2 separate regions of the Mus musculus genome follow, and region 2 is linked to region 1. A link is a loop called in an ENCODE intact Hi-C map of the cell type or tissue named here. Cell type or tissue: left cerebral cortex. All regions are shown on one strand. Links, peaks and the distances in the headings refer to the core of each region. The heading gives the core; the rest is flanking DNA.

The links. A loop is a pair of places that touch in the nucleus more often than their neighbours do. Peaks named below come from ENCODE experiments on the same cell type or tissue, not always from the same donor. Only the 100,000 strongest peaks of a DNase experiment are listed, where the experiment ranks them.
Region 2: a loop joins it to region 1, with 2.3 times the contacts of the local background. A loop is called at or near these places in 3 of 42 quality-filtered maps.

What each region holds. Positions count from the first base shown.
Region 1 is chr7:101,658,545-101,674,530 of GRCm38, forward strand. Clpb (ClpB caseinolytic peptidase B) reads left to right here and starts at 5,207. Exons shown (of 16, transcript NM_009191.4): 1 at 5,207-5,669; 2 at 8,704-8,755. The coding sequence starts at 5,267. In left cerebral cortex, for the core only: a CTCF peak has its summit at 8,228 (motif pointing right); a DNase peak (open chromatin) is centred at 8,232.
Region 2 is chr7:101,761,864-101,777,849 of GRCm38, forward strand. Clpb (ClpB caseinolytic peptidase B) reads left to right here. Exons shown (of 16, transcript NM_009191.4): 7 at 1,718-1,832; 8 at 11,217-11,294; 9 at 12,329-12,384. Among named protein-coding and RNA genes, the nearest start is that of Phox2a, 48 kb to the right of the region's middle. In left cerebral cortex, for the core only: no CTCF peak of the experiment used is centred there; DNase peaks (open chromatin) are centred at 7,930 and 8,335; H3K27ac peaks cover 601 bases.

The DNA of each region.
Region 1 (15,986 bases), core at 7,031-9,530:
GAGCCTAGCATGGCTGTCCTCTGAAAGGCTCTACCATCAGCTGACTGAGACAGATAGAGATACTTACAGCCAACCACTTGACTGAGGTCAGGGACCCCTATGGAAGAGTTAGGGGAGGACTGAAGGAGCTGAAGGGGATGGCAACCTCACTGCAAGACTAGTAGTGTCAACTAATCTGGACCCCTGAGAGTTCCCAGAGACTAAGCTACCAACCAAAGAGTATACATGGGCTGGTTCATGGCCCCTAGCACATATGTAGCAGATGACTGCTTTATCTGGCCTCAATCAGAGAGGATGTCCCTAATTCTATAGAGACTTGATGCCCCCTGGGAAGGGGGGTGCTGGGGGGTGGGGGTTGAGGGGATGGAGACGGAGCACCCTCTGAGAGGCAAAGAGTAGGGGTGTGAGGTGAAGAAACTCTGGGAGGGGGGACCAGGAAGGGGAGTAACACTTGGAATATAAACAAATAAAATAATTAATTTTTGAAAAGAGAACAAATAAAACTGAAAAAAAACCCACAAAACTTTTCTCACATCTGTATGTGCACCACATATGCCAGGGAGGTCAGAAGAGGGTATAGATTCCCTGGAACTAGAGTTACAGGCTGCTGTGAGCAGACATGTAGGTGCTGGGAACCAAACTTGCGGCCTCTGCGAGAGCAGCAAGTGCTCTTAACCTCTGAGTCATCCCTCTCCACACACAGAGAACATACACTCAATGCTGGCAGCAGCAGCCATGATGACAATGGCTTCCTCCTCCTCTTCTTCCTCCTCCTCCTCTTCCTCCTCCTCCTCCTCTTCCTTCCTCCTTCTCCTCTTCTTCTTTTTCATTTTATTTTTGAGACAGGCTGGCTTTGAACTCACAAAGATCTGCCTGCCACCACTACCTAAGTGCTGCAATTAGAAGCCCAGAACCAATGGCTTCTTCAAGAGTTAAAGAGAAACTTTCCATGCTGCTTCAATCCCCGCAGATTGGTTGTTTTTTGTTGTTGTTGTTTTTTGTTTTTTGTTTTTTTTTCCCCTCACATACCTTTTCCAAGAGAATGAGACTATTGTTCTAAGCCAAGACCTGCTCAGAAGAGTTTACATCAGACAGAACAGGACTCAAGAGACCATTGCCGCTTGGCAACAAAAGGAGCAGGATCCTGCCGCCTGTGACATCTGCTGGACCTGGGGACCCTGCTCTGTCAGGTGGCAGGATCCAGGCTGATGAATTCACACTATATGCCTCTTCTAAGACTCAGCTCTTTGAGCAGGCCGAGCAGGCTGGACTCACCTACAGCATCAGAAGTTCTGGCTAGCTGGCACATGGAAGAACACTTGGGAAGGGGATAGATTTCTTCCGGGTTCATGCAAACACTTACTGATTGTGATGGGTGTCACCAAAGGGCCTCAACTTGTCTAAACACCTGAATGGGCTCCTTTTATTGTGCATAACTTTTGAATTAGGAAGTTAGTTTTTTTTTTTAAATTAAAGATTGTGATCTTCTGATGCAGAAGACAGACTTAAGTGAGTCAAGCATAGCCGACTGCATTCACTCTTCACATGGCAGAGCCTCAGAGGTGCAGGTGATGCACAGAAGGGACAGCTGCTACTGAGCCAAGCCCCCGAGCTCAGGAGGTGCCCAGTCCTCCAACCAGCCAATGGCAGGTTCAGGAGGACCCCAGGCACGAGTGCAGGGTCACCTGCAGTGGTCCTGGAGCCCCACAGCTAGTCTACCTCTGAAGACAGAGATGATAGCTTCTCCCTTCCTGAGCACACAGAGAATATATGAAAGTGACTGCTGTCGATCAGACTCAAGCATTCGAAACCCTAAGTGAAAAGATCCATGACTTAGATAAATCCAGTAAATATAAGAAACCTCTGCAGATTCATTCCATTGGAAAAGTGTGACTGCTCCCTGAACCCTAGGCTCCACATGGGCACACTTCAAAAGTTTCCAAGGGCAAAAATGCCACCATCATCTCCACACACAGAAGAAGGATCCCCTCACCTGTAGGGACAAACAGAAAGAGCCAGTGCTATAGTGGTACACAGTTTGGCATTCAAAGCACAGGAATGAAAGTAGGTGACCACACGTCTCATTTAAGATCCCATGGGAGACCTACCAAGGTGACTACACACACACTAACAAGAAAGAAAGAAAGAAAGAAAGAAAGAAAGAAAGAAAGGAAGGAAGGAAGGAAGGAAGGAAGGAAGGAAGGAAGGAAGAAAGAAAGAAAGAAAGAAAGAAAGAAAGAAAGAAAGAAAGAAAGAAAGAAAGAGGCTCCATTACAGACCACAGGTCTGCCGAGCTCAAGGCAAGGGACCAAGAAAAACAAGAATTCATTCATCAGGGAACAGAGCATAAAACTAAGTTGGAGAAGTCAATATGTCTTAGGGAGACGAGTTAGACAACCGGAAAAGTAGTGAAATCTCTGAGGGCTCTCTGCTCCTCCAGGACACAGGTACATTTATTCTAAGTCCATATGAAAAATGAAAACATAAATGGGAAGAGTCAGGAGAGCCCTGGAAACCATCAGCAATGGCAGAGGTGTGGGGTTAAAAATACTCTAAAGGGGGATGACCATGTAGCTCAATGGAAGAGTGTTTCCCCAGCGTGCACAAGGTCCTGAGTTTAATCCCCAGCACCACAAACAAACAAACTTACTATGTAATACTAAAAACAAGGGGCTGAAGGGTGCACGTGACGGCACACGTCTTTAATCCCATACTTGGTAGGAAGAAGCAAGCAGCCTGTTCTAGAAATTGAATTCCAGGGCATCCAAGGTACACAGAAAAACCCTGTCTCAAAAAAAAAACAAAACAAAAAAAAAAAACAGACAAACAAATAAATGGGCCTAAAAAAATGACTCAGTGTATAAGAACATGTTCTGTTCTTACAAAGGACCAGGCATGATTTGGTTCCCAGCACCCAAATGGTAGCTTACAGCCTCCTGAAACTCTGCTACAGGAGATCCCAGAGCCTGTTTTGGCCTCCTTGGGCTCCTCCATACACACAGAGCAAATATAGACATGTATAACACACACACACACACACACTTCCTCATCTTTTGTACAAATGCCCACCTATTCCTAACAGTGTAACACTATTACAAAAGGAAACCAAATATGGAAGAGGCTAGAAGGTCATCTACACACCCACATCATGAAAGGAGTTTAAATAATATAGCATTTCCATCCAGAGCAACACAGGCTTTGCTGAGGGTCCTTGGTGCAATTGGGTAAATTCAAAAGAGATCAATAACCAGAAATAAAATGTAAAGTCATGCATGAGTGTGTGATTGCTTCATGATCTGGGCATGAGAAATCCTTCCTAAATACTGTCAGAGATTCCATAGAAGTAGAGGTAATGTCAAAGTGGCAAATTGAAAAGAAACACCTGCAAGGTTTTTTTTTTTTAAGTTTGTTTGTTTGTGTGTTTGGGTTTTTTTGTTTTGTTTTGTGTTTTTTTGTTTTTGCTTTTGTTTTTCAAGACAGGGTTCCCCTGTGTATCCCTGGCTGTCCTGGAACTCACTCTGGAGACCAGACTGGCCTCGAAATCAGAAATCTGCCTGACTCTGCCTCCCAAGTGCTGCCACCATTGCCTGGTTTAGTATTTTTTTAGATTTATTTATGCATTATGTGTACAGTGTTCTGCCTGCATGTATGCCTGAAGGCCAGTAGAGGGCACCAGATCTCATTATAGATGGTTGTTAGCCACCATGTGGTTGCTGGAAATTGAACTGGGGCCTCTTGAAGAGCAGCCAGTGCTCTTAACCTCTGAGACATTTCTCCAGCTCCAACACCCACAAGTTTTAATGCAGACTAATCCACTTCCTATGAAGAGTTCCAGAAGTGGAGAAGGAAAAAGCAAAGAATAGGGCAAGTGTCATGTACTGACCTTTCTTAGGAAAATGGATGTTAGCTAGAGTGCTCCATGTACAGGTAAACGCAGGCATGAGACTTGAGTGGGACAGATGCAAACCAAGGCTTAAGACCTATTCTCAGCCAACAGGCTAATGGAAAGCCCCAAAACCTGCTTTAACAATTCAAACAAGCCAGCTAGGCACCACTGGATACCAACCAGCAAAGTACCTGGGCCTGTCAGAAGCCCTGGCAGCCCAGACAAACTGTTCCCTCGATCTAGCTCAAGAGGCTCTAATGCAAGAGCAGGAAGCATTCCGCCTACAAGGCTTTCTCTGTATCCTCTAGATCAGGAGCAACTCTATGGAAGGTACAGCTTTGAGCCAGGGTAAAACAACACCCCAGACAATCCCAAACCCAGTTTTGTAATTCTGTGAGACACAAGGGGCCAGACACAGATATATGAGTAGCTAATTGTCAGCTAACTACAGAAGGAATCAACTGAAACACAATTCATAGATTCACTATTATGTAACAAACAAGATGGCTCAACTATAAAAGACACTTGCTGCCAAACCTAAGGATCTCACACACACACACTCACACACACACACACACACACACACACATCTTTAAACACACACACACACACACACACACACAGTCTTAAAGTCTTTTGAGACAGAGTCTCTCTGGCTCATAACCCTGACTATCTTGAAACTCACTATGCAAACTAGACTTTCTCAAATTCAGAGAGATCTGCTTGCCTTTGCCTGGAATGCTGGGATTAAGGACACACACCACCTTTCCCAACACTCAACATCTTTTTGAAAAGCAATAGCAACTCAGAATAAAAGTGGGGAGGGGTACAAGTTACTTAACAGGTCTTCATCGAAAATGCAATTTTATTTAAACACTAGGGAAGTTGTTCTAGGATTCCTGTATTTTGATTTTCGATATTTTGATTTGATATTTGATATCTTACACAGTTGGGGCTGACCTAGACCAAGAATGTGATTTTGACCCAGACCTTGAATTCCCGTTCTTTCAGGTTCCCACCTTCCAAAGGCAGGGCTTAAAGTTCTGTGTTAATACAAATACGGGGCTCTGGAATCTTGAATCCTAATTGCCACGCCCCACCAGAGTTTTCCTTTTTGCCACGCCCCTCTGCCCGAACTGCATTTCCCAACATTCTTCCAGCTCCGCTGTCAGCGGTCATTGTGATGTCATTCCACAGCCCTCGGGGAAATGTAGTTTGTTTAGTCTCCAGCTAGAGAAAGATCTGGGGCTGTGGACTACCACTCCCGTGAGGTAGTGCGCAGTCCCACCTTATAAGCGGCGTCTTCGAACGCGCCGCGGCAGCCATGTTGATCGTGGCTAGCACAGGGGCCGGCACCAGCGGGTTTTAGAAGCAGGTGTCATGATGTTGTCCGCGGTGTTGAGGAGAACCACGCCAGCGCCTCGGCTCTTCCTAGGGTTAATCAAATCTCCATCTCTCCAAAGCCGGGGAGGTGCTTACGGCCGTGGCGTTGTCACCGGAGACCGCGGGGAGCCGCAGCGGTTGAGAGCTGCCGCTTGGGTGCGCCCTGGAGCATCTTCTACCTTCGTCCCCGGACGGGGGGCAGCCACCTGGGGGCGCCGTGGAGAACGCACCGAGATCCCATACCTGACTGCCGCCTCGTCGGAACGCGGTCCTAGCCCCGAAGAAACACTCCCGGGACAAGACAGCTGGAATGGGGTCCCCAACAAGACGGGTCTGGGCATGTGGGCCTTGGCCATGGCGCTGGTGGTTCAGTGCTACAGCAAGAATCCATCCAACAAGGGTGATTATGGGGTCAAACTGGGTTCAAGGGAGAGGTGGGTGGGTGGGTCATGACTCCTTTGGAAGGTTGAAGGTATTTGTAAATTTAAACCCGCATAACCTTACCTTGAAGAAACCCAGTTACCTTCTGCTGCCAGGAGCAGCAGATGGAAAACTCACTGAAGTTACATCATTTCCCATCGTAGGTCTAGCACCCTCTTTGGGATCAGTTTGTATACAAGTATAATTGGGGACATTGGACTGACTAATTACAGCCCGGTCCTTTTATGTACCAATATTATATCTTGTCCATTAGTCTTTCAAGAGGTCTCCAGGAAGCCTCAACAGCTTTAGGGACCGCCTCTACATGTTTTTCTGCGTACATAGGTCCAAGGAAGGAGGACACTTGGTTCTGGTGCTAGCCTGACCCCATGTTCCTCTCTAATCTTAGTTTCCCCACTGTCTAATGAAGGCAAGCTCTCAGTGCTCTAATATTTTGACCTTTCCTGGAGTTCAGAGTCTGTTTAGTTGCTTAGAGTTTTGCTTAGTGTCATGTTTAAGATGAGCTGGATACTGTGGAGGGTGTGTGTGTGAAGCCTTGGGGGACAGGGAGTTGGCTGAAAGTTGCTCTCTGGAGACTTACAGCAGTGGGGGAGGGAGGGAGGAGGTGGAGGTAGCTAACTCAGATTGGCTTCTTACCTCAGTTGCTTAGAGTTGAGCAGGAGCTGCAAGGGTGGCCTGGCTGAGCCCAACCTCTCAGGTTTTCAGTTGTCAGTGCCTGCCTGTCCCATGCACCCCAGACTCTGAGATTGTTGAACAAGATTGGAGACCGCCTTGACCTTCCCTTGTTTGTTTAATAAGATGGGGCCGCTTGGAAAGAAAGGACTTCTGGATGAGGAACAAGGACACGGAGGATCTTGTACTGTCTTTGTAAATCTGGACTCTTAATCCTTCTTTGCTGCCCTGCGTTTCCTTTCTATTGAAGAGGGCGTTGAAGTAGGTAGGGCCTTTCTAGTTTAAGCATGCGGGAATTGTATGGTTTCCGCTTGTGCAAACATGAAGGTGGCACTGTGCTTAGCTTGGACCTAGGTGTTCAGAAAATCCCAACTTAAAACCTAGCCAGCTAAGGGGAGAGGGTGCAGCAGCCGGTCATGCAGGGCTAGTGAGTATTACAGAGGATCAGAGAGCTACTGGGGTCAGGATAGCCTTCCTGGAGGACTGGAAGTCCTTGCAAGATGTGGGGCTTGAGCTTGGTTTCTGAAGGATAGCATAGGAAACATAAAGAGGGTGGGGGCCTGTGTAACCCACGAGGGCAGGACCTCCATCTTACCTCTGTTAGTATTTCCTTAATACCAAGCATCTGTCTACCAGCGTGTGACCCAGAGAAGGGAGACATTCACATGTGGTCCTTGGATTGGATTGGATTCCATTCCCAGACTTCAGCTAGCCTCATGTGGACAGGCTAGCAGTTTGGCCAGTGAGGGTTGGAAGACAAGGTCTTTGGAATAAGGTGAGAGAAGATGAAATGGCCCTGCATGCCAGGCAGGGGCGTTTGGAATTGTGTAAGCAGTGAAGAGCCATGGTCATAGGGACAGACTGTCTAGCAGCCAGTGTGTTTGGAAGAAGAGGATAAATGTGTCTGAAGTCTGGCCTGAGAGGTTACTGGGAGCCCTAGACTGGACTTCATGGCATGTCAATTTCAGTGATGTCCATCTAATAGAAGAGATGATGACATAAAGCTCTGGCTGGTTCCAGTCTTGCCAACTTGCCTAGACAAGTGTTGAGCAGAGTCCCTCAGTGCAATGTTCTGAGGAATGGGTCTCTTTAGAAGCCAAAGGGAATTCTGGTAATGGAAAACCATGGAAAGTTTGCGAGCCCAGGGTGCCTCACTCATTCCTCCCTCCTCTGAGAAGGAAGGGGAGTGAAGAGATAAGAGGTATCTATAAGGAATGATTCTCTTTTTTTTTCAGCTGGAGCTTATCTGGGTCCAATTAAATATATGAATGAGAACAATCCATAAGAGCTGGGTATGACCCTTAATCCCAGGAGGCCGAGGCAGGTGGGTCTCTTGAGTTCCAGGACAGCCAGGGATATAAAATGAGATCTTATCCAAGAAAACTAAAACAAGTACACACAACAAACAACCACCATTAATAATAATAATAATAATAATAATAATAATAATAATAAAACAAAAAACAGACAGTCCATAAGCTAAGTAGGACGGGCCTGGCTCCTAGTCCGAGGCTAATAGGTGAGTGGAGGCACTGTGGTCTGAACAGACTTGATTTATACACAGGATGAGGCTGGTGTCTTACCTGTCTTCATATAAGCTGAGGGTCAGGAGCTTAGATGAGTTATCCAGGGCCCAAGGCATGTAAGTTGCCAGGACTACATCAGGGCTTAGCTTGCCACTGATGCTAGTGATGGCTCTAATGTTTACCTAGGGGGTCTCATGGCTACTGAATGCAGGCCTGGGTAGAAGTCAGCCTAGTGGCCTACAGTACAGCTCAGAACCAGGCTGGGCACAGAGCACCAGTTGTGATCCGCTGTTGATTTGTTTTTCCAAGTGGCCACAAGGTGGTGACAACAACCAGCCCAGGCTTCAGCTAGGCCCGAGTCCTCAGGAATCCAACGGAACAGTTTGAGTCTCCTGTCTCTGAGCTTAGGCTATGGAATTGGGAGACTTTTCAGCTTCCTTGTGAGGCTGGCAAGGATTATTGTCTGCTGAATATCACAAGAAGTTGGTTGAGAAGGAAGGGCTACAGCAGCCACTCTGAGTAATAGAGTGGCTTGGATCCCAAGTGTCCATGACTTCTTTCCTTTCTTGGGGAGACCTACATACCCGAGCCTTACTACTTGGGAAGAGTGGGCACATGATATCTACTTGCATTCCCAGAGCAGGGTTGGGGTGGAGTCCAGCTGGGGAGATTTGGTTAGCCTTCTCCTGTCAACCTTTACCTTCTAGAGAAACTTCAGCTGACTTCCTAGGCCTTCTCTTGGCTCTGAAGGGCAGGCCCTGGGCTGGTGTCTGACCAGTACCCCTCTCTTTTCAGATGCAGCTCTAATGGAAGCTGCCCGGGCCAATAACGTGCAGGAAGTCAGAAGGTAAGTGTCTGGGCCTTGCTATCTTATACAGTAAATGTGTAATGTGGCCGTCCTGGCCCAGAGGAAATCTTTCCCTGCCCTGGACTTGTTTCCTGAGAGTTCCCTGTAGCCACAGACACAGGCTCCCTTGGTCCAGGTCAGACTTTATGTATTTTAGGTTTGGAGGCAGGTTCCCAAACCCCCGAGTGTTCAGTTGCAGTGGCTTGGCGTCTGTGGAGCCTGTGAATCTTCCAGTTTGTTCTTGTTCCTCTGTGGAAGTGGCTGTGTATTAATGTTTGATGCCTGGACTTGGGAAGCTCCTAAACGCTCTTTGTGACTAAGAAGGCCTGCATGCAGGGCTGAGGCAGCCTGCAGTTGCTCAACCGCTCACCTTGTGCTCTTGGGCTTCTGAGTGGAGGGAAGTTTGAGCAGGGAAGGAAACATTGACTTAGTCTAGGGACAGGGCAGAGTGTGCATCTGGGATGGATGCTGAGACTGGGGCCTGGCCAGAGCAGCATCAGTTAGAGGCTGTTGTTCAGAGGCAGTATTCAATCCTCTGGGGCCTCACCTTGCTCTTTCTGCCCTCAAATATATCTAAGTGGCCAGGGGCCCTTCCTTTTCTTACCTCACTTTTTGTTTTTATTTTTGCCATATTGGATCTGAACAGGTCTTGCACATTGTACTTGTCAATTGCTCTCATCCTTGGTTTTATTTTGTTGTTGTTTGTTTTGTTTACTTGCTTTAGGTTGTTTGTTTGTGGTTTTTTGTTTTTGTTTTTGTTTTTCGAGACAGGGTTTCTCTGTGTAGCCCTGACTGTCCTGGAACTCACTTTGTAGACCAAGCTGGCCTCGAACTCAGAAATCCACCTGCCCCTCTGCCTCCCAAGTGCTTTTTATGTTTTTTTGAGAGAGAGAGAGAGAGAGAGAGAGAGAGAGTGTGTGTGTGTGTGTGTGTGTGAGTTAGAGTCTCTATGTAGTCCTGGCTGTCCTGGAACTCTCTGTGGCTGGTCTTGCACTTACAGAGATTCTCCTGCCTCTACCTCTGAGTACTGGGATTAAAGGCATGTGCCACCATGACCAGCCAGTTTTATTTCATTTTATGTGTATGGGCACTCAGCCCACTGTATTTTTTGTGCATGATGTGCCTGCAGTGCTCTTAGAGGTAAGAAGAGGGCATTGGTTCTGGAGTTACAGACTGTGAGGTGACATGTGGGTGCTGGAATCGAACCCAGGTCCTTTGTAAGAGCAGCCAGTATGCATAACCTCGGAGCATCTCTCTAGCCCCATGACGATTTGTTTGTTTTTGTTCTGTTTTTTTTAAGAATAGATTTTGTTTTATGTAATCCAGGTTAGCTTTGAACATTTAATCTTTTTGTCTCAGCCTCCTGAGTGCTGGTATAGGCCACCATGTCTGGTATTGTGTTCACATTTTAGATAGGAAGTCAGTGTTAGGGGTCATTACCATGGACCTGGGGTGCCCTTCCCCACTCCAGATGCTTGAACATGTAAGACAGCATAGAAAGGCGGCCGCGGCGCCACCAAGACTTACTGCTTTGATTCTCCTTCATTTTATCTGCAGCATTATTATTGATTCTCAAGGGTGCTTTTGAGTATTAATGTTCAAGGCTTAGTTTTTAATAAACCACTTTTGGAAGTATGGGCTGGGAGTTGTTTTGTAGCCAAATAAATATGATGGAGCAACAGTTTAATAAACATGTGTTGATGCATCTTAGAAACCGAGCACAGATGTCATCTCGTTGTTATAAGAGCCATTCATAACGGAGCTGCGTGCAGCATCTTCATGCCCAGACATGTGCCTTGCTTTCTAGAGCCTCATTACAGGGGAGTGAGGAGGTGAAATTGGCTCTTCCTGACCCTGGAGTCACCTGTTGGTAGCTGCCAGAGGCTGCCAGGCTGCAGCTTCTCGCTGTCCACCCCGGCCCCCAGGCCAGAGTAGGCAGCAGGTTTGCTGAGCTGAAGCGTATGTCCTCAAGTCCCATCCAAAGGCAGATGACTGCAGTTTATAAGGGTTTTTTTTTTTTTTTTGCTTTTTGAGGCAAGGTTTCAGGTAGCCCAAGTTGACCTCAGATGCATAGCCAAGGGTGGCCTTTCCTCTGACCCTTCTGCCTCTACCTTCTGAGTGATGCGATTCCAAGTGTGCACCACCCTGAGCGACTCTATGGGGTGCTGAGGATCAAACCTAGGAGTATGTGCATGCTGGAAAGGCACCCTACCAGTTGAGCCTCGGTGTTTGGGCAGTTTTGTTGTCTTGTTTAGGGGGTGGGGAGAGGTGGTTTTGTTCTTTTTTTTTTTTTTGGTTTGTGAGACAGGGTCGCTCTGTACAGCCCTGGCAGTCCTGGAACTCACTTTGTAGACCAGGCTGGCCTCGAACTCAGAAATCCGACTGCCTTGCCTCCCGAGTGCTGGGATCAAAGGCGTGCGCCACCACGCTCGGCTGGTTTTGTTCTTGAGGTAGTTCTTACTATTTGGTTCAGATATAGGTCTAAAAACTCATGATTTTTCTGCTTTGGCCTCCCAAGTGCTATGATTATAGGCAGATGCTGCCATACCTGGCAAATATACTCACTCCTTTTCTTCCTTCCTTCCTTCCTTCCTTCCTTCCTTCCTTCCTTCTTCTGTCTCTGCTTCCCCAGTACTGGGATTATATGTATACACATCCTGTTAAATACATATACGTTTGGTTTGTTTGTTTGTTTTTCAAAGCAGGGTTTCTCTGTGTGTAGCCCTGGCTCTTCTGGAAGTTACTCTGAAGACCAGGCTGGCATCAAACTCACAGAGATCCACCTGGTCTCTGCCTCCCAAGTGCTGGGATTAAAGGAGCTCACCACCACAACCTGTTTTTGTTTTCTTTTGTTTTGTTTTAAAATTTTTAAAACATATGTGTATGTCTATGTTAAGGGGCAGAAGGGTGTACTCCTATATATACAGGTGCCCACAGAAGCCAAAAGCGGCTGTTAGATTTTTCTGGTGCTGGAGTTTACAGGTAGACCTGAAAGAACAACAGCAATGAAGGACCTGAAGAACAACAGCATGTGCTTTGCTTTGTTTTGGTTTTTTTCCAGACAGGGTTTCTCTGTATAGCCCTGGCTGTCCTATAACTCACTTTGTAGACCAGGCTGACCTCGAACTCAGAAATCCGCCTGCCTCTGCCTCCCGATTGCTGGGATTAAAGGCGTGTGCCACCACGCCCCACCAGTATGTGCTTTTAACTACTGAGTCATCTAACCCCAAATGCATATTTTTAAAAAGATTTATTATTTTTTATGTGCATTGGTGTTTTGCCAGGATGTATATCTATGCGAGGATGCCAGACCCCCCTGGAACTGGGGTTACAGATAGTTGTGAGCTGCCAAGTGGGTGCTAGGAATTAAACCTGGGTCCTGGAAGAACAGTCAGTGCCCTTAACTGTTAAGTCATCTCTCCAGTCCCTAAATACATATTTTTGTAATGGCAACTAAATACCTGCCAGCAGGGTACAGAAAGTGATTGGATCCCTACTATGTGACTCGGAATTGTTGGGACAATCTCATGCCATGGGTAATATCTGTGGGAACTTTTCAAGTGTGTCCCTAGTCCTTAGCTGGCCCTCCTGCCCTCCTTACCCCTTCTATTAGCATCTCCCTTACCCTGCATCTTAGGACTTAATTACTGCGAAGAGTCAACGTGACCATGGCAACTCTTATAAAGAAAAACATTTAATTAGGGGTGATTTACAGTCCAGAGGTTTAGTCCATTATCGTCACAGCAGGAGACATGGTGCTGGAGAAGAGTTCTATGTCTTGATCCTCAGGCAGCAGGCAGAGAACAACCTGAGCTTCTGAGACTTCAGAGCCCATGCCCACAGTGACACACTTCCTCCAACAAGGCCACACCTCCTAGGAGTCCCACTCCTTATGGGCCAAGCATTCAAACACATGAGTCCATGGGGGCCATTCCTATTCAAACCACCACACCCTGTAAGGAAGCAGTTGAGACACACACAGACTCTCCTCAGACCCCTTCTCATGCCATCCCACAGAGCTGGGTGGGACAAGCCGGGCAAGGCGGGAGGCAGGTAATGTGGGCTGACTTACACAGGCTGTGAGGAAAAAGTGAAGGTGGCTTGAAATGGGGGAATTCGCCTGACCTGCCCTAGGTTTGGGGTGCTCTTCTGTGAGGGGTAGATAAATGGGGTCTAGGAGGCTTTTGAGTATGGGACTGAGCCAGGTAAGACTGTTTTAGTAGGGCGAACACCTTTAATCCCAGCACTCGGGAGGCAGAGGCAGGCGGATTTCTGAGTTCCAGGCTAGCCTGCTTTACAAAGTGAGTTCCAGGACAGCCAAGGCTATACAGAGAAACCCTGTCTCGAAAAGCCAAAAAAAAAAAAAAACTGTTTCAGTAGATGGAGGCTGGAATAAATGGGGAAAAGCTGAAGGTAGTATTTTGAGAGGCTCTCTCAGGAAGAAACTAGGCTGAGGAAGGCCTTCATTGGTTGGCATGCCCTTCCCTCCTCACTGAAAGCAGTTCTTAGGAAGGGACAAGTGGCTACGAGTGGTAGTGTGCACTTTTAATCCCAGCAGAGTTAGGCAGGCTCTTTCCAGGCTAGTCATGTCTTCAAAGAAAGTTCCAGGCTTGCCAAAGCTACACATAGTGAAACCTTGTCTCAAAAAACCAAACAGCAACAACAGAAAAAACAACAGAAAAGTGAAGGAATGTCCTCATCTGGGCCGGGCAGATAGTAGAAGGCATCAAGAGAGATGACTTGGCCTCTGGCCTCGAGGAAACAGATATGTGCTCCCTCAGTTGCAGGTCTCCTGCTGGCAGGCTAGCCTGGGACAGGAGTGGAGAGCCTACATCCTCCTGCTGCCACATACTGCTCCTTACGTGATCCTGTATGTGTGCCAGCCTTTACTCCTGTCCATCAGGCCTGCCACATGTAGTAAGACTGACTTCTAGTCTCAATCCCCTCCCAGTCTCAATCCCCCCTCCCCCCAGGTTACAGTTATTTTGCCACGTGTATAATTGGTATGGTTAGTGACTAAAGCTCCAGATTCCGGTGAGCATATTACTCTACCCTTACCGTCCTGGGGCTCTGTCATTCCTGTGCCTCGCCCTCTCTTAGCTCCTGTCTTCCTTCCAGAATCCCAGGAAACTCAGGGTAGGAAAGGACTGATGCTTGGGGCTCTTCTGCTTAAGGAGGGAGCTTCACCCCAGAATCTGTGCTCCCTGGGACAGGTCACGGACCCTCTGCCTCACCCCGCTGCACTCTGTACCCATTCACTACCCACTGCTTCCCTTGGGCCAATCTTTGAGGCTCAATGGGAATGCTGCCCCTTTGAGCCTTTTGCTGACTCCTAGCTGCCATGTCTCTCCTGTCCCCTCCTACTGTATCCTTTCCTGTGATGTGAGAGAGTCTGAGGATCTTCTGAAAGAGAAATTGGAGGTCAGTTTGGAGAAATAGGGTTAAATGTCAAGAATGCAGATAGTAACTCAGGAAAACTAGTGACTCCTTTTGTGTGAACCCAGGCAGGCACAGCTCAGTGCTCACAGACTGCAACTCAGCAGCCCTGGACAGTGCTCCTACTGATGGGGACTGTTTATTGCTTTATGAAGATCTGGCTAATTGTAGGAGGGGTGGCTGTTTGGCTAAAAAGACAAGCCAGGATCTACCATCTGCCACACATTATTCTTTTTACATTTTATTAATTTTGTGTCCAAGTGTTTGGGTGTACAGATGCTGTAGCATATATGTAGAGGTTAGAGGCTCGCCAAAGGAAATTAGTTCTTTGTTTCAGTGTGTGCGTCCTGGGGTTGAACTCAGGTCCTCAAATTTGATGGTAGGCACTTTTACCTGCTGAGCCAGCTCACAGATTCCATGGTATTCTTTCTATTAAAGAGTTTGGCGTGGTCATACTAGTTCAAACCTGTAGTCCTAGCACTCAGGGTGAAACAGGAAGGTCTCCAGTTCAAGGCCTGCCTATGCTACTCAGTGAGTTGGAGATCAGCAAGACTGTCTTCAAACAAAACAAAAATAAACTCACAAGACACCAAAACAACAAAAGTTTGTGAGTCATTGGATTGTATGCCTCCCCAAGGACAAGGGCAGGCAGGGTCTGCAGTCCCTCTCTTACTGATCCCAAATACAATGTGACTAGAATTCAACAAGCAGGCAGTCCTGAGCCCGTTCCAGTGTCCCACTGCTGCATAGAAAGGCTGAGTTCTTCTGCCTTTCCTTTCCCTTCTCTGTGCAGCAGCCATTTCCTTCCTTTGCCTTGAAGTGCTTCAACTTTGCAAACTCACAAGCTCACAGCTCTCACTCGAGCTGGGAGGCTGGCCCCTGCCCTGCTTGGCAGCCGTGAGAGCAGGTGATTCCCCTTCTTAGCCCAGTCTGGCTTATGCACTGAGCCACTCATCCAAGACCAAGGGGTACTGGACAGACTGCAGCACATATGTCTGGGCTCAGGCAGAGCCATGTGGGGCCTATTAGGCTGGGGACTCAGGACAGGACTGGGAGATTTTTGGCCCTCCACTGTAGATCACATTTCCTTCAGATCACACTGCTGATAGACAGCATCCTGCCTGCTCTTTCCCTTCACTGGACTGAGAACTGGGCCTCTGTTACTGCTACCCAACTTGGTCCTTTCTCAGTCCAGACAGGTACCTTTAATGGCTGGGAGACCTTTTTTTGCACAGATCATGTGTCCATTTGACAAACATTTACTGAGTACTTGCCATTTGCTGGGTTACTTCTTGGCACAGGGGACACCTGAGCTATCATGACCCTTTCCTTTGATGAAGAAGATATGGAGCTGGAGATGGTTGTTATCCAGTTGTAATCCCAGGACTCTAAAGGAGGGAGGTTGGTGAATTTGAGGCCAACCTGGGCTACGGTGGTTTGACCCTGTATTGGGCAGGAGAAGCTGGACTCTAGAGAGCAAGAATGGGTGCTATGAAATGATGCTGGATAGCTGTAAGGAAGGACCATCCACACTGGATCTGTAGCTGTTTAAAGCCAGTGTATATATAAAAGGCAAAAATGTTAGCAGATAGATTTGTAGGTAATTAAAAAAAAAAAAAAAGATTAGCTGCTTAGTGGAAAACATGTCAGCCAGCTGCTATAGTAGTATAGGAAGACAGCCTGAAACATAGCTATAACTTGTATACAGTCATTGGTGGAACGCTTGTCTGGTTTTGGTAAAGCTGGGTTCATTCCCTGCTTCAGAGAAGAAAGGAAAAGAAAGAAAAGGAAAGGA
Region 2 (15,986 bases), core at 6,493-8,992, 100 kb after region 1:
ACATATAGGTTAAAGTGCTTGCCTAGCATGAGCAAGGACCCTAGGCTCAGTTGCCACTCCTGGAAGGAAAAGGAAAGGAAGAGAGAGAAGTATGCTCAGCATTTCATGAGGGTAGGCATTTGGAAGACATCTGAGTCACCGGAGTAGCACTTATTACCAACCCACATTTCCTGCGTGCCAGGCTCTGCCAGATGTTTCTCTCATTCCTCCTCAAGCATCCTAGAGAGTGGGTATGAGCGCTATCTCCATGCTGTGGTGAGGAAACTTAAGTTCCTGGGAGGTTCTTACTACTTCAGTCTCTAGCTCTTAAATGGATGAGGTCATTGGAGTTCATGTCTGTCTATAGAGAAGCTTGTTCATTCTGCCATATAATTGATTCACTATGAGCCAGAAGAGCCCAGCTTCAGATGGGAGGTGACTCTAAAAATTGAGACATTGAATGAAGTGCTGAGTCCAGTGCCTGGCACACAGCAGTGTGTAAATGTGCCCAGCAAACTGGCAAGCCAGCTTCAACTTCAGTTTCCTTCAGGGTCTGTCCAACAAGTTGGCACCATTCCCAGTGAGTGTGTATGAGAGAGAGAGAGACAGAGAAAGCAGAGAGAGAGAGAGAGAGACTGAGACTTGTCGTCAGCACCTTCCAGCCCAGTGGGCCTGAGTGCTGAATGGGCTTGTGGACAGGGAGGAGGAAGAGGCAGATATATGGCTGGAGTTGGCAGAGCCAGGTGATGTATGTGGCGCCTGAGGGAGCTGCACAGTGACACTCTGGATTCCAGCCGGCAAGCGTCACTCCACTGGGATCGGCGCCGAATTATTGCTCCATATGAAACCGAGGACTGATGGGAGCTTTCAGTTACAGACTGATAGCAACAGCCAAAATTGGATTGTTTGCTATTTATTTTTTTTAACTTCTGTCAAGGTCACTACTATAACAGGAAAACACTACCCAAGCAGCAGGTATTTTTCATCCACTCTGCCCGCAAGAACAATCTGCAAACACAACTTTTGTGACAGGGCCTTACCTTGGCAGCTCTCTTCCAAGAAAGATGCCCGAGTTACTGTGGCCTAGGTAGAAAAGCCACCTGAAGGCCTGGCATCTGCTGCTCAGTTTAGGATCTGTCTGCTTTTGTCTCAGTAAATATGTCCTCATCAGGCTCACCCAGAGCCCCAACCACGTGGTCACCCATCCTCCATTTTCTTACAGTCTCTGGTGTCTTGGAAAGCCCCACCCAAGCATTCCTTCTGTATTTGTGTATCTTCCCCTTTCTGTGTGTCTACAGCACCCTGACTAGCTGTTAATTCTCTCCTTTTTTGTGTCTATATTTTTACATATACCAGATGATGATGCTGGGCCAGAGTCCATGCCAGAAACAGCTAGAGCTTGCCCGTAGGAAGCACTCTGGAGTGCGGATGGGCACTCAGACATTTAGCAAACTCTTGTCCAGTAGTGTTTTTAGTGAAAGACACAGTAAGCACTTAACACTCTCAAGCCATGAGAACAGTAGCTGGTTCTGCCCAAGAACTGTTTGTGGTGAGGCCCTGCCACTCATGCTCCTCCCAAGCAGAGGGGTAGGGGTGACCTGAAATAGCTCTCCAGTGGTCATAAGGCAGGGCAGGACCCTCAGAGCGCCAACATCTGCTTTCCCCTCTACTGAGAAACAGATTAAACCAAGGTCCTGCTGAGGCCAGCGCCCCTGAACTGTTGCTCTTTTTCCCTCAGTACATGGAGAAGCAGAGGAAGCGGGAGGCAGAGGAGCGGCGCCGCTTCCCACTGGAGCAGCGACTGAAGGAGCACATCATTGGCCAGGAGAGTGCCATCGCCACCGTCGGTGCTGGTGAGTCCTGTCCTCAGTGCCAGTCAGGAGGGGCGGGCGTAGCTGCTGTCTTGATGTGCACATCTTGCTGCCCCACAGCCAGAGAGATGCACTCTCTATTCAGAGTTACTGTTTGCTGAGAACTGCCTGTGAGTACAGTGCCTCCACTGTCTTATTATGCTCATGCATATTTTAGGTCTTTTAGTCCTTAGAGCAGTGCTGTGAGGTGGGCACCATCAAATACCACTGCTGTCTTCATCTGGTCAGAGGGGTGGGAGCTGAGCTAGAACAGAACTTCAGTTTCTATATCCCAGCCAGGCCAGCACTCACTCCCAAACTTTGAGAATGGTTTGCCAATAGCTGCATGGCTGGATCTTACAGAAAACATCCCAAGAAATGCCTTCTTCCCCACTGGTGAAGGGCTTATTGCCATCCTAGGGCCCCCTGCCAAGCGCAGCTCTCTTTCAACAGATGTGTACAGTGGGTACCACTGAAGGCAGGAGCCTCACCTTGTTCTACCACTCAGACCTGTTTCAGGGTGACTTGAGGCAGGGAAACAGTTGTCTAAGGAGGTCTCCCCTTGAGACAAGTGTCTCTCCAAGGATGTTCTCTGGGCCAGTGGCCACAGTTTTAGGCTTCACTTACCTTCCTGCAGAGTCAGAGCCTATTTTTTATGTTTTTAACAGGCCCTTTAGGCTATCTGCCACTCGGCTAGAGTTGAAAACCCTCTATTTTGAACTGTCTTTGCCAGTCCTTCTGACTGGTCCCTCTAGTCCTAAGCATCCCATCCCTTGCATGCTCCCCAGTGTCTGCTCGGCTCACCAGGCTGTCTTACCTCCAACATCCTCGTGGAGCATGAGCGATCACGAGCCAGCCCCTCACTCAGGGCCTGACTTTCAGCACATGAATAGAACTTAGGGACCAAAGCTGCCATTCCATCTACAAGTCAGAGTCACGCACATGTTGGGAAGAGCCACTACTTGGGCCCAATCTGCACCTGGATGCTCTTGGGTTCTAGTTATATATATTGGTCTCCAGCTGCCACCTACGAGGTGGGAATACCAGCTGAAGGCCTAACAGAATATACTACTTGTTGAAGTCTCAGATCCACTTGGTCTGGACTATAGCTGCCCTCAGAACGGCTCAGTTTCTTAGATACCTGTTTCCAAAGGCATTCTCCTAACCTCTGGCCTCCACTTCTCAGCAGCCCCTCAAGTCCAAAAGCCAAAAAGCTTCCCAGAAAGTGTTTTACATTTTCCTCTGTGCACCCCAGCTTCTTTGTCATCATCTTCCTTGCCTTTATATCAAGGTACCAACATCAACTTGACTTGGAAGCTCATGTTTTCCTATCTGTGCCACACAACATACAACCTAGTCCTTATTCTCAAAATGTTGTCTTGGGTTGGGCCCTGTACTTTTGAGGTCAAACCCAGAGCCATTTTCTTTCACTTGTAACTGGGCACCCAATCCCAGCTTGCCTGTTCCCCAGCACTGAGCTGACCTCTGATGCCTGGCTTAGCGTCATCCCATCCCTTGCAACTGGCTCAGACTGGGTGATCCGCTGCTCTCTGCCTCTAACAACTATCAGAATAAGCATCCTGCGAAACTCCCCTCCCTCAAAGACCCTCTTCTGTCTTCTAAGCTCTGCATTAGGTAAGTGGTAAACTGGCTGCCAGAAGTCCCACTCCTGCCCCATTGTATAAAGATTGGCCCTGCCAAGGCTCTAGTGACCCTACACAAAATAGTGCCTTTGGGGGTTCACATTGTCTAGGGCTGTGCCTTTTTTTTTTTTTTTTTTTTTTTTTTTTTTTTTTTTTGCTTTCATTTGTTGTGTATCTGCCTTGCTGAGGAGCCCTGCAGCTGGGCTCACACGGAGACTGTCCTGCGCTGTGTTCATTCCTGTGACCAGCTCCCAAAAGCTTCTGGGTCCCCAAAAGAAGGAATGAGCAGCCTAGTGGCCTAGTCAAAGCACGGGCACGTTCTAGGTCTGAACCTGTGGTAAGCAGGCAATGCCCAGAACCTCGGTGCCCTGGAACCCCAGCAGGCACAGGAGGGTGGGGCAGATGGAGAGGCTATGTCAGGCTTCTCTGGAGTCTCCAAACTAGTGTTGCATGTGTGTTAGGGACTACCTAGAGGGGACAGAGCCTGGCACCCCATGGGTACCATGAGGATGGGCAGCCAGAGAAGTGCTACAGAATGAATTGATTTGATAAATGGCCATTTATTACCCTCACGAATTGGCTGAAACCAATTTCGGTCACATCAACCCCTGGTAAGTGCTGGGATATTGATTTGTGCAAAGTAATACAGTGAATTTATCAGTGTGATCCCCAGCTGCGGGGCTTCTAGCAAGAATGGCGCACAGTTACTGCCTTACAAATGGAGGAGCTAAAGCACCAGCCCACAAACCAGATCTCCATGGCTGTGCTCGGCTGTTAGGGTCACGTGACCCACAAGGCCAGCCTACCTATCACAAGGGTATTGGAAAGTGAGTTTCTCCTTCCAGAACCCAGAGCTGGTCTTGGGCAAGTGATGAAAGATGTCAGTCCAAGCTGTCAGACTTTCTGGGAGCCAAGTACAAGTTCCACTCACCTCAAAAAGGCTGTCTGGTTAGCATGTGCAGAACTAGGCCTCCAGTCACAGCACTCCTAGATAGAAACATGCACATTTCCTTGGCTCTGCCATCCTTCCTTTCACCCCATACAGTTCAGGTATCAAGTTCTGTCATTATCTTCTGTGGTTCTCAAACCTAGTCTCTCTTCTTTTTCCTGTACATTTACTTACCTCACTACTGCGAGAAAATATCTTACAAGAAGCAAATGTAAAGAAAAAAGGTTTTATTTGGACTCACAGTTCAAGAATATAGTTCATAATAGCAGGGTATCTTGGTGACAGGACCTTCATACATTTGGCAGAATAGAGTAGTTAATGCTGGTATTAGCTCACTTCTTCCTTTTATTGAGTCTGAGACCCTTGCCCATGAAATGGTGCCACCCAGATGAGGTGGGTCTTCCCACTACAGTTAACCTAGTGTAGATGATCTCTCACACAGGCATGGCCAGAGTCTTGTCCCCTAGGTGAGTCTAGAACCTGTCAAGCTGACAGAACCAACCATCACATGCTGATACTGGCCATGCAGTGGCCTCCTTTCCTTCCCTTAGTATTCCTGCTGGGGCAGTGATCTTTAGAACACAGATGGCTCAGTGTTTAAGAGCACTGGCTGCTCTTCCAGAGGTCCCCAGTTCAATTCCTGGTACCCCCTTGGCAGCTCACAACTGTCTGTAACTCCAGTTAGAGAGGATCTGACACCCTCACACAGATATACATACAGGCAAAACACCAGTGCACATAAATAAATCTGTAAAAAGAGAAAAGAAAGCACAAATCTAATATTACTGCCTTGTTGAAGCCTTCGAATGGTCCTTGTCCTAACATGGCATAAAGGACCTACTGCCATGGTGGCTGCCAGCCTGCGTTGCTGCCCCTGCTCGCTACATTCACACCAACCACAACAGCCTACCTTTGCCTTCCTATCTGAGTCTGCCACTGCCACCCTATCAGCCTATAGTTCTTCAGGCCTTCCTGTAACATGGTTCGACCCCAGCCCTACCACTGCCTAACCCAATTCAGGAGCAATTGAGGTTCGTTGTGAGAGGCCAGACATGTTTGTGTTATCCCCATTGAAGTAGTTTATAAAATTCACTTAGGTGCTATGACCACTTGTCCTCTGGTAGCTCACAACATACTGAAAGGGAACTCAATGAGGTCGTTAATTACATCATATTCCTTCACCTTTGATCTCCTGGGTGGGCAATAGATGAGCCTGCACATGCCTGGGAGCTTCAGAACTGTGTCTGTGTAAGGACATGGGCCTCACAGACATTGCCCCAGGTTCCAGCAGATTCTCTGAATCCGCTGCCCTGCCTCACACAACTCTCCTTCCACTGCACTTCCGCAGCAGGGCCTGCCCACGTGCCCTTCCCAGAATAGCTTCCCATTCTCAGGCCCGTTCCCTGGGCTTCTTGTGAACACCTCTCATTACATGAGTGGTTTGGTATCTGCTGTGTTTGTGTGATTTTCTCTCAGAGATCAGGACCTACTCCTGTTAACTCTGTTTCCTAGGGTTGGGCCCCAGCTGTACAAAGGTTGAGTAAAGCTGTACAGAGGTAAATGAAGGCAGCCCTTTTTTCTTTTTTCTTTTCTTTCCTTTCCTTTTCTTTTCTTTGTTTGTTTGCTCTCTCTCTCTCTGTGTGTGTGTGTGTGTGTGTGTGTGTGTGTGTATGTGTGTGTATGTGTGTGTGTGTGTGTTGTGGTTTGGTTGGTTGGTTTTGGTTTTTTGTTTTTTTTTTTTTCAAAACAGGATTTCTCTGTGTAGCCCTGGCTGTCCTAGAACTCACTCTGTAGACCAGGCTGACCTTGAACTCACAGAGATCCACCTGTCTCTGCCTCCAGAGTGCTGGGATTAAAGGTGTTCACACCCACCATCTGGCTACAAGAGCTCATTTGACACTACTAGTTAATACAAGGTGACTTTCAACCTCAAGCATTGCTCCAAATGGCTGGTTCCCCTGGAGATGCCACAGCATTGAATAAATTCTTCTCACACAAGACCGTTAGAATTTACCAAGAGCCAGGCAGTGGTGGCGCATGCCTTTAATCCCAGCACTAGGGAGGCAGAAGCAGGCAGATTTCTGAGTTCAAGGCCAGCCTGGTCTACCGAGTTAGTTTCAGGACAGCCAGGGCTACACAGAGAAACCCTGTCTCAAAAAAGAAAAAAATCCCACCCCCACCCCCAAAAAAAAGGACTTACCAGGAAGGTCTGTGGACAGGTGACTCAGCACTTAAGAGCACTGGTGACTCTTCCAGAGGTCCTGAGTTCAGATCTCAGCACCCACATTGGGTGGCTCACACTGCCTATAACTCCAGTTTCAAGGGTCTGACACCCTCATATGTCCTCCAGCTTCTTGCATGCATGGCATGCACCCATAAGTAAAAATAAATTTAAAAATAAAAGAACTTATCAGGAACTGTGAGCCAGGCTGCCCCTGGGCTTCAGCTGGATAGAAGCAGAGCTCTGGGTTGAGAAGAGGCAGTTCTTTTCACTCTTTGCTTTTTTCACATACCAAGGCCTTCCCAGAACGCCCTGTTACACCTTGTGCTTCAAGCATCCAGGTACAAATGTTCTGCATCCTCCCAGCACATCCACCCATCTGGAGCCCTCATCTTACATCAGTGCATGGCAAGTACGCAGCAAGTGCTTGTTTGCAGAGAAGATGCAGAAGGTTCCCCAGTGGGCTCCGAAGAGGCCAGCAGCAGCCTTTCCCCAGAGGGGCAGAAACGACCTGCAGCACTGAGTCTCTTCCAGACACACTGTCCTCTGTAAAGGGGGATAAAAATCAGCCTGCCTTTGTGTAACCCCAAGAAGACCAAGAATTAGAAGGAGCACTACCCAATCATTCTATGAAGCCACAGCCACCAGTTACACTGTATGTTCTCCCTTGGAGGTGGAACAGTTTCTGTCTAATCCGGAACGTATCATAATTTCCTTTCATAGAGGACTTCATAAGAGATTTTTTTTCTACTTATATCATGTTTAGTGTTCCAAATAGATTTTAAAAACTGGTTAGGGGGAGTGGGTGGGGGAGCGTGTGGGGGACTTTTGGGATAGCATTGAAAATGTAAATGAGATAAATACACAATAAAATAAATTTTAAAAACTGGTTAAAAGAAACCTACATATAATAATTTCTTAAGATTTGAAAAAAAAGATAATGTAGTATTTCACTTTTTAAAAAATAATTAATTTAGTCGTCAAACATTAAACCAGTGAGAGGCTAGCCTCAGGGATCGGTAAAAAACTAGTGCCTAGTACCTGTAGCCTCCTGCCCCATATAAGGGCACAGGTAGAAGAAATCCCTTTATTGATTTCCCTTGGCTAGTTCCTAGTTTCCTCCTGTGTGAAACAGAGGCATTGTATACCACTTGGCATTATTACAGTGTTTAAGGAGATATTTAAAAAGCTGACACTGAACCAGGTAGTGGTGACTCACACCTGTAATTCTAGCACTCAAGTGACAGAGGCGAGCTGATTTCTGAGTTCCGCCAGCCTGGGCTCCCCAAGAAACACTGTCTTGAAAAACATTTTTAAAAAAAATGTAAATGTGAAATGCGGACAGACAGACACTGAGTGCCATCATTGTTGCCACGGTGATTTCCATTACTTTCACCCCAATCATTGCCCTGTCTCCATGGGGAGCTGACAGTACATGAACCTCTGTCCATTTTAGAAGTAAAGAAACCAGGACGAAAAAGGAATAGGTATTTTACTTAACCAAGGAGGAAGTGGCAGAAGACAAGACTCCAAGCAAGCTCCTCTTAAGACATCATCTCCACCACACTGCTCTATAAATGAATACGTAACCAGAGAACTGATAGGCTCGGGCCATTATGATGGAATTGATCATGAAGACTTGCTACAGAGCCTTTTCCCCCAGTGGTCCTGCAGTAACAGACGTGGCTAAGAGAAGCATCTGGTGAGGGACTGCCGAGATGTGCGCTAGTGCAGCGTGTGGGAGCAGAAGAGCAGAGTTGGAACTTGCAGAGCTGGATCTGTGGGGGCGAGGTGCTGAGCTGCACTTGCAGAAGGCCCCTGACACTGGAGAGCCAAGGTCAGGAGTGAGGACAGGATTGGGGCTTCCAGAGCTGCCCTCCTTTGCCATGCTCCTGACACAATGTAGGATTAAAGCCCTGCTTTTCTGGCTGTTCCTGTGGACCTGAGCAGGTTTTCTAATGTCTACGTACATATTCTCATCTATAAAACAGGAATCAAGTTCCCTGCCCATCTTGCCTTATATAACTATAATTATAACCATAATGAGGCAATGTGACGTTACTGATACAGAGATTCTTTATAAAGTGCTAGTAAAGTAAGTTGCACATTTGCTGAGCCACGGTAAGAGCATCAGAACTTATAGCCACATGCATGTGGGCCCCCTCCAGCCTCCATCGGCCTAACCTTTACCCTGGACTGACAGGGCTCTCCGGGCTCCCCCGCCTCAGTCTTCAGCCCTGACCAGCCACACACCCTGGGGCTCGCCTTCCCCAGGTTTTCCTAGCTGCCTTCATTTTTCATTCTGTCGGACTCCATCTGCTTGGCCGTTTTTCTCTTCAGATATTATTAGAAATATCCAGAGTTATAATTGTTTAATGGTTGGCATTTCGCCTGTTTCGCAGGGACCCCAGAGCAGGCCCACCCCAGACTCCTGCCCTGGGTCTGGCAGAATTGACCAGGGACAGCTGTGCAGTGGAGTCTGCCTGGCATTATAAAGAGCTCTTTCCCAGGTGCATTATTAGAAAGGAAGGGGAAAGATGGCCCCAGGCGTAATTCAATTCCACATTCTCCATGGTGTTTTTTTGTGCTGCACAGCCCAGCTATGTGCAGCTCTCAATGGGCTAGGACACTACCCCAAAAGAACAGCCAAGAGCAGAACCTCAAAAACGCGATACCCTGCCTGAGGGGCCATTCCACCTGTCAGAGTGATGCTGGCTTCACCTCTGCCTTTCCAGATATTCAAAGCCTAAGCCTGCTTCAGGCTTCCTCTGTTCTCAACATAGATTTTCATCTCTTTGGAAGAATATGGCTCTTCTCGGCTGAGCCTCTGTTAGCCCTGCCTGTACACATACACACTTGTTTACACATAGCAACCACCAAGTCTTACCTTCTGCCAAAATTTACTACTTGTACCTGTTCCCAAATACTCTCTCCCTAACTCCTTGTTTCCATTGGCAAACAGGCTTGGAGTTTCCTCCTTTATCCCTGTGTTCAGGCCCATGAGGTGTCTGACTGAGTATCCCTCCTAACCAGCCCTTTCAGAGAACCCCAGCTAGTTAGTTAGAGAAGATCCAGATTCAGCCCAGGAGAGAATCAGCCATTTCCCCGAGCTCTTCTTAGGGAGCAACTCCTGGCAGCACAGGTGGCTGCTCTGTCCTTGAGCTTGCACTGTTTCCATCTGCTTCTAAAAGGTGAGGAAGAAGGCAGGCATGGGGTGGCCCAGGCTCAGCCTGCTCCTACCTATCACTTATGTTAGTTCTTCTCCCCACCACTTTGGGCCTGCCACCTCTCCAGATTGTCAGCCCTGTGATCTGTCATCAGTCCTGTGGCTGCTTTGAAGCCCAACAGCATAACATTTGGGAGCTTGCCTCCTCCAGATTGGCAGGCAATCCCTAGGACTGTTGACTCCTTCTCCATTAAGTTTGTTTCCAGGCCTTGTCCTCTGACATATATCCTTCTTACTGTCCTGTGACACTCTGGGGACCAGACCAGACCAGACACACTGTTCCATTTGCAGACAGACCCTGACATTGCACAGTGCTCTGTCCTCTTCCTGCTCCTAACCACTGTGTTTCCATTAGTGCCACCCAAATTGGCACTCTCTTCTTTAAAGCGGCTGTATGGGGCTGGGGGGGCTGGTTGGTTGGTTTGGGGTTGTTTGTTTGCTTGTTTTGTGTTTTGTAAAAGTAAGTTTTGGGAAAGAAGCAACTCTTACATACTATCTACCAACTATGTAACTTAACAAGTCTCTGTCTGTTGCCTCTTGCCTGTCCCAGATGATGGAGTTACAAATACTTTCCCTTCAGTGTTTCTGTGGGTCTTAAATACATTGTTAGTGACTTCTAGTTATACCTAGTATCCAGGGTGTCCAATGTGTGACTCTTCTCATGATTCTGCCTCATCCACTCCGTAGCTGAGACTGGATATCTTCACCTTCATGCATAGCCCTTGACCACTTACTTTGTAAAGAAGAGCCTCAAGAAAGCTAGTACAAATCTGCCCTCCCCTCACCCCAAGCCCTCCAGAAGCCATAGAGGAGATAGAGCCCAGGCTGTACACTGCCCTTGATGGGCTTCCAGAAAATGCTCTTGGCTCTGTTCTACTTCTTAAACCACACATCAGAACAGACCTTGGTTTCCCCAAATGGGAAAGAGCACACCTCTTACACCTCCCTAGGTATCAGGGTATCATTCTCTACTAGTTTTCCAGGTGAGGAGAGGGGTGACCAGCGAGAGTTAACGTCCCTCTCAGATTCTCCTTCACCAGTCCCCCACCCCCCTCACCTCCATTCACCATCCACCCGCCTTTTGGTTTCCCTGGCAACGCTGAGTGCTCATCCTGGAAAACTTTATCCGAAATCTGCTCTGGGCAGCTTTCCAAATCCATGCTAACCTGATTAGGTGTCTCTAGGGGCCTTGCCAGCTAATCAGATTAGGCAGCACTAATGGTAGTGAGGACTTTGAGTGGGCGCAGAGCAGTAAAACATATTGTATACTTAGTGATAATTATCCTGCCTTTTGTGTCATTGATTTATCTGTCTCCCTCCCCATCCCATGTTGTGTGTTTGGCTGTAGCGATCCGGAGGAAGGAGAACGGCTGGTACGATGAGGAGCACCCTCTAGTCTTCCTCTTCTTGGGATCGTCTGGAATAGGTAATCATGGGCAGATCAGCCACTGGGGAAGCAGAGCTGGAGAAGCCTCTGGCCTGATCTGACAGCTCCAGGAACAGCTGCCCTAGATCACAGAGTCACTAAGAAATTAGACCTTAGCTTCTTAGTCATGTCCCATGTTACCCCTGTGCATCCCATAGGCTCACCTCTGGGAAAGAGCCACCTTCACTGGCTGGCACACCAGCTATACTCAGGCAGCCTACCTTCAGTAGACTTGGGGAACTCCTGTGCACGGGGCAGTAAGGGGCACGGATACCCTTCTACTCGGTCGGGCTATATCAGCTGAGGTGTCCTCTGCCTTCCTCCACCCCTACCTCCTTCCATGGTCTTGATAGGTCTTTCATGATATAGCCACTACCTTTTTACCTCCCGGCGCCTTTATGGACCTGACAAAGAAGCTCTGTGTACCACATAGTAGCTTTACCATCATTCCAGATGGCCCTTCCAACAAACTACCACTTTGGGGTTGTTCTCTTTGTCACAAGATCTGTGGAACCAGTGGCAAGTCCTCTGTCTTTTAGCCTTTTCCTGGCCTGAGGTTCCAGAGCTGTGAAGTGTTTAAGAGGGATGTAGGGAATGAGGCAGGAAGTGGAGGCACTCCTAGAAGAGATGAAGTTTGTGCTAAATTTCAAAGGATTAGTTGGGTTACGAGTCCTACTGCCTGCCTCCACTCCTAGAGTGCTGCTTCAGAGAAAGCCCTTGGCTTCATCACAGGGAAACTGGAAGTGCACTGGTTGTTGTTTCATTTTCACCTTAGAAAAGTTTCTGGACCTCAGCTTCCTATCCATAAAGGGAGTGCTCATCAGTGTCCATACATCCCAGTGTTGTTTTTAACTGTTTTGAGACAAGGTCTCTTTACATAGCCCTGACTGTTATGGAACTCACCATGTAAATCCTCCTGCCTCTGCCTCCCAGTTGCTGGGATCAAAGATGGGCACCACCATAGCTGTCCCTAGTGTCCTTTTACTCCACAGATTGTCAACTGGACTGACCCAACTCATCTACCTTATTCCTAGGGAAAACCGAGCTGGCCAAGCAGACAGCAAAGTATATGCACAAAGATGCCAAAAAGGTAAGGAATTAGGACCAGGGTCTAGTCTGTAAGCCACTCATGCTTGTCCTGAAACCTAAGCAGCAGACGATCAGAAAGCTGGACCCTGGCCCCAGAAGCAGACCTCTGCTCTAGCCAGAGATTGCTCTAAGAACTAACTTTTTCATGCCTCAGTTTCTTCAGCTGTGAAATAGCAATGATCATCTTTAGCCTGCCTGAGTCAGGGCTCTTGGGAGAACTAGATGAGATTCATCTGCACATTGCTGAGCACCCTGTCCTGGATTAGCTGGATGTACTCACAGCTAATTCAGTGTTTACTGAGGGCTCTCTGCAGGAGCTCAGGCTAGCTAGGTATCCCAGTGTGGTAGGGCTGCGCTACCAGGAACCGCTGGCTTCTGGAGAAACAAGCAGGCGTGGTGTCAACTGCTTCCCCACCGAGCATATGTCCTCAACTAGGCTTTCACTCTGCCTCTAACCAGAGCCCAGAGCCTTGCAGTCTCCCCAGCTATGTTTATCCACACCTGCTTTTAAAGGCCTTGGATGACAGGAGATGCTTTTGAGAAAGCAATCCTTGGTGACACTACAAAATACTCAGTTAAAGCTAAGTAAGTTCCCCTATTTGCCCCTAAGACTCCAGTGTGCTTGCCAGGTTTCATGGCCACCTCCCCGCTTCCCCACACCCACACCCAGAGGCATGGAAGGGTTGCTTAGGCCCTGCCAGCTAAATAGCCCAGGAGCAGAGTCCTGAACTCCCGTCCCCTTGTAGCCTCCTGTTCCCTTGCCACCTCCCTGAGGATCCTTGGATCCATAGACGCAGAGTAGCCCAGGTTGCCTGAGCCCTGCTGTGGAGCAACTGGCAGAAAACTCTTAAATTTACCTGTCTCTGCCAGCAGCTGTGTGCAACCTCTGCCAGACCCACTGCAGACCCACTAGACAGGCAGGCAAGCAGGCAAGAAGAAGTGTGTGGCATGCTAATGTGCTCCAACCGAAATAGCGGCTTTAGACAATTCATCAGGTTGGCAGCGATTGAAACAATTAGCACTCTGGAAAGGGCCATAAACTAGCAAGACTATTAGGAAAGATGCAGTTACAGGCAGGAACCACCTGATTAGGGATGAAGAATTCTGAGTGGTTTAATTTTAATACTGTCAGAAAGGTTAATATTTAATTACAAATTATAATCTCCTTATCCATGCTGTCTTAATATGTCTTCATACACAGTGGATGTGGGAGGAGAGTATCTGCTGTAGAAAGACTGTTGATGCAGGTACCTTTTAGTTGGTACATCTAAATGGGGACAGAAACCCCACCACCACCACCACAGTGTGTCTCCAGGGTGGGATGGAAATCAGTACACACCTCCCTAAGACAAGCAGCACCCACTCCTTCCTGCATCTGCTGTGTGGCAGTGTGCTATGGGGCCCTAAGCCCGAGAGCCATGGACCCTTGTCTGGAGTTCCATTTCTGTTTTTTCCTGGCCCTAAAGTGGTCCTTCCCCACAAAAAAAAAATCAGCTTTCCTGCCTCCAATCCCTCTCCTGAGATTGTGAGCATTGGCTTACTCAGGCTCCCACACACTGTCATAGACACTACTCTCCTTAGCCTATCCCAGCAGTGCTCACCTGCTGTACGCTCTTCCTTGATCCTATGAGAAGCAGTGCTGACTTCATCTGCTTTTTAGTTGAGAGAGCTGAAGCCCTAGAGTCGCAGGAGGCTTGCCCAAGGTCATTTGTTAGGAGGAGGCGTGAGCCCAGAGTCTAGCCTTCCACTTTTCTGTCAGTACCATTATTCTCAGCTGCTCTAGGGGTGAGATTAGAAACATGTTGACTCGTCTGTTTCTCAGAGGAAGATGAGATGCATAACTGGCCCCCAGAAAACACTTAATGAATCATGTGTGATTCTTCTATAAAGCCCCTTATCGGTCCCACCCCCTGGGCCAACCATTATAGAGAATGTTTCCATAGACTTTGCCTAGCCATGGGACACTCATGGTTGAAGCAAGCCATCAGAATCCAAGAGAACCTTGGACTGTTAAGCTGACAAGCCAGTGTTCCTGACACCTCCAGGACAGTCAGTAAAGTGCAGAAAGTATCAGGTGTGAGTCCAGTGTCACGAAGGCCCATCCCAAGTGGGAACTTCGTTCCTGTGCCTCCCAAGGGGGCCCATGAGATAAACCAAGCACTGGCCTGGGAGTCGGGGCCTGTTTGGGTCTGCCTCTCTGATCCTTGATCACGGTTGTTAAGAGACATTGATGCTTACCACCTCACAAGGCATTATGGGTATCCACACAGTTTCTTCCCAGACCCATTTGTGAACTTCCTGGGTTTCTTCCCCTCAGCTTCTGTACTGTTCCCCCAACTGGACAGCCTCGCTAACTCTCATCAGGGTTAGTAATCCTTGAGAAAGGACCTTTTGTCCTGTGACATCACCATAAGGCCAGGTACTGGAGCCCAAAAGATTTTCAAGTTTTAGTGGCACTATGATGGCAGATTAAGAGCAATTATTTGAGTCTCCTTCTGTGTAGAATTGACTGAGACTCTGTTTTCATCCATTTTCTAAGTAGTAGGTTCTATAATGCTTCTCTCCCGTTGGATTACTAAGACAATGGTATAAAATGGTAAACTCCATTACTCCTAGTATTACATATTACCCATAATGCACACTCAGGACATGTTGGATGTGACCATAGTTTCTGTTTTCTCTTTGTATCCAAATTAAAGTCATATGAAACCAAAAAGATTCCAACCAAGAATATCAAGCCCAAAAACTTGTCCAAGCTGCTTAACAAGACTCTAGAATAGACTCTAGAAAAACTGGGGTGAGGTCACTTGTCATAAGAAAGCACCACTCTATACCCTCTGGGTCCTACGGGTCCCTCCTGAGCACAAAACTGTGAACCTTTCAAATGAAGACTACTGAGAACCTAGCTATTGACAGGGAAAATGAAAGGCAGTACTTGTCATGACCAAAAACTTATCAGCAAAGCCTTGAACAAGATAACTGCAGTGTGTGGTTTGTTTCTTCATCTCCAGCTTACCACAGGCTGTGCTCACTCTATGCCATTTAATAGCTTCCTCAGAACATTGCAAGGCATGTTATAAACACAGCAGATGTCCACTGTTACCAGACATGTGTCTGTGACTCTTCCAGATTTTTGCTACCTCTGAGCTTTCCCATAGTTGTCCTGTTCCTTTCCAGAAACTTCTCTAAATGAGCTGCTGATAGACTCTTGGAAGTGCTGCTTATACCCACTAACTGAGAGCACCATTGCCTACCATACACCCTTGCTAACAGCCTTTCTAATGTCTTTCCTACCTATTGGCTTAAGTCTTTCTTCATACCAAGAGCCTGATGTTACACAGGGAGATCCTGGCTTGAGGGCTAAAACCACACAGTCAGTGGAAGAACTGGGTCCTGTCACCTGGCTCCTGGGCTAACTCATCCCTCCAGCCTATACCTGTGCAATGACAGGGCAGACAACACAGTCTCCTTCATTGTGTAGCTACCTGAAATGTAGCCTGGCTAGAATTCAGCTGTGGGTGCCTCTTTCTGAATGGCTGGTACCATGTCAGCCTCACCTATTGGGAGCAACAGTGCTTATGCATTTCACCAGAGCTCAGTAAG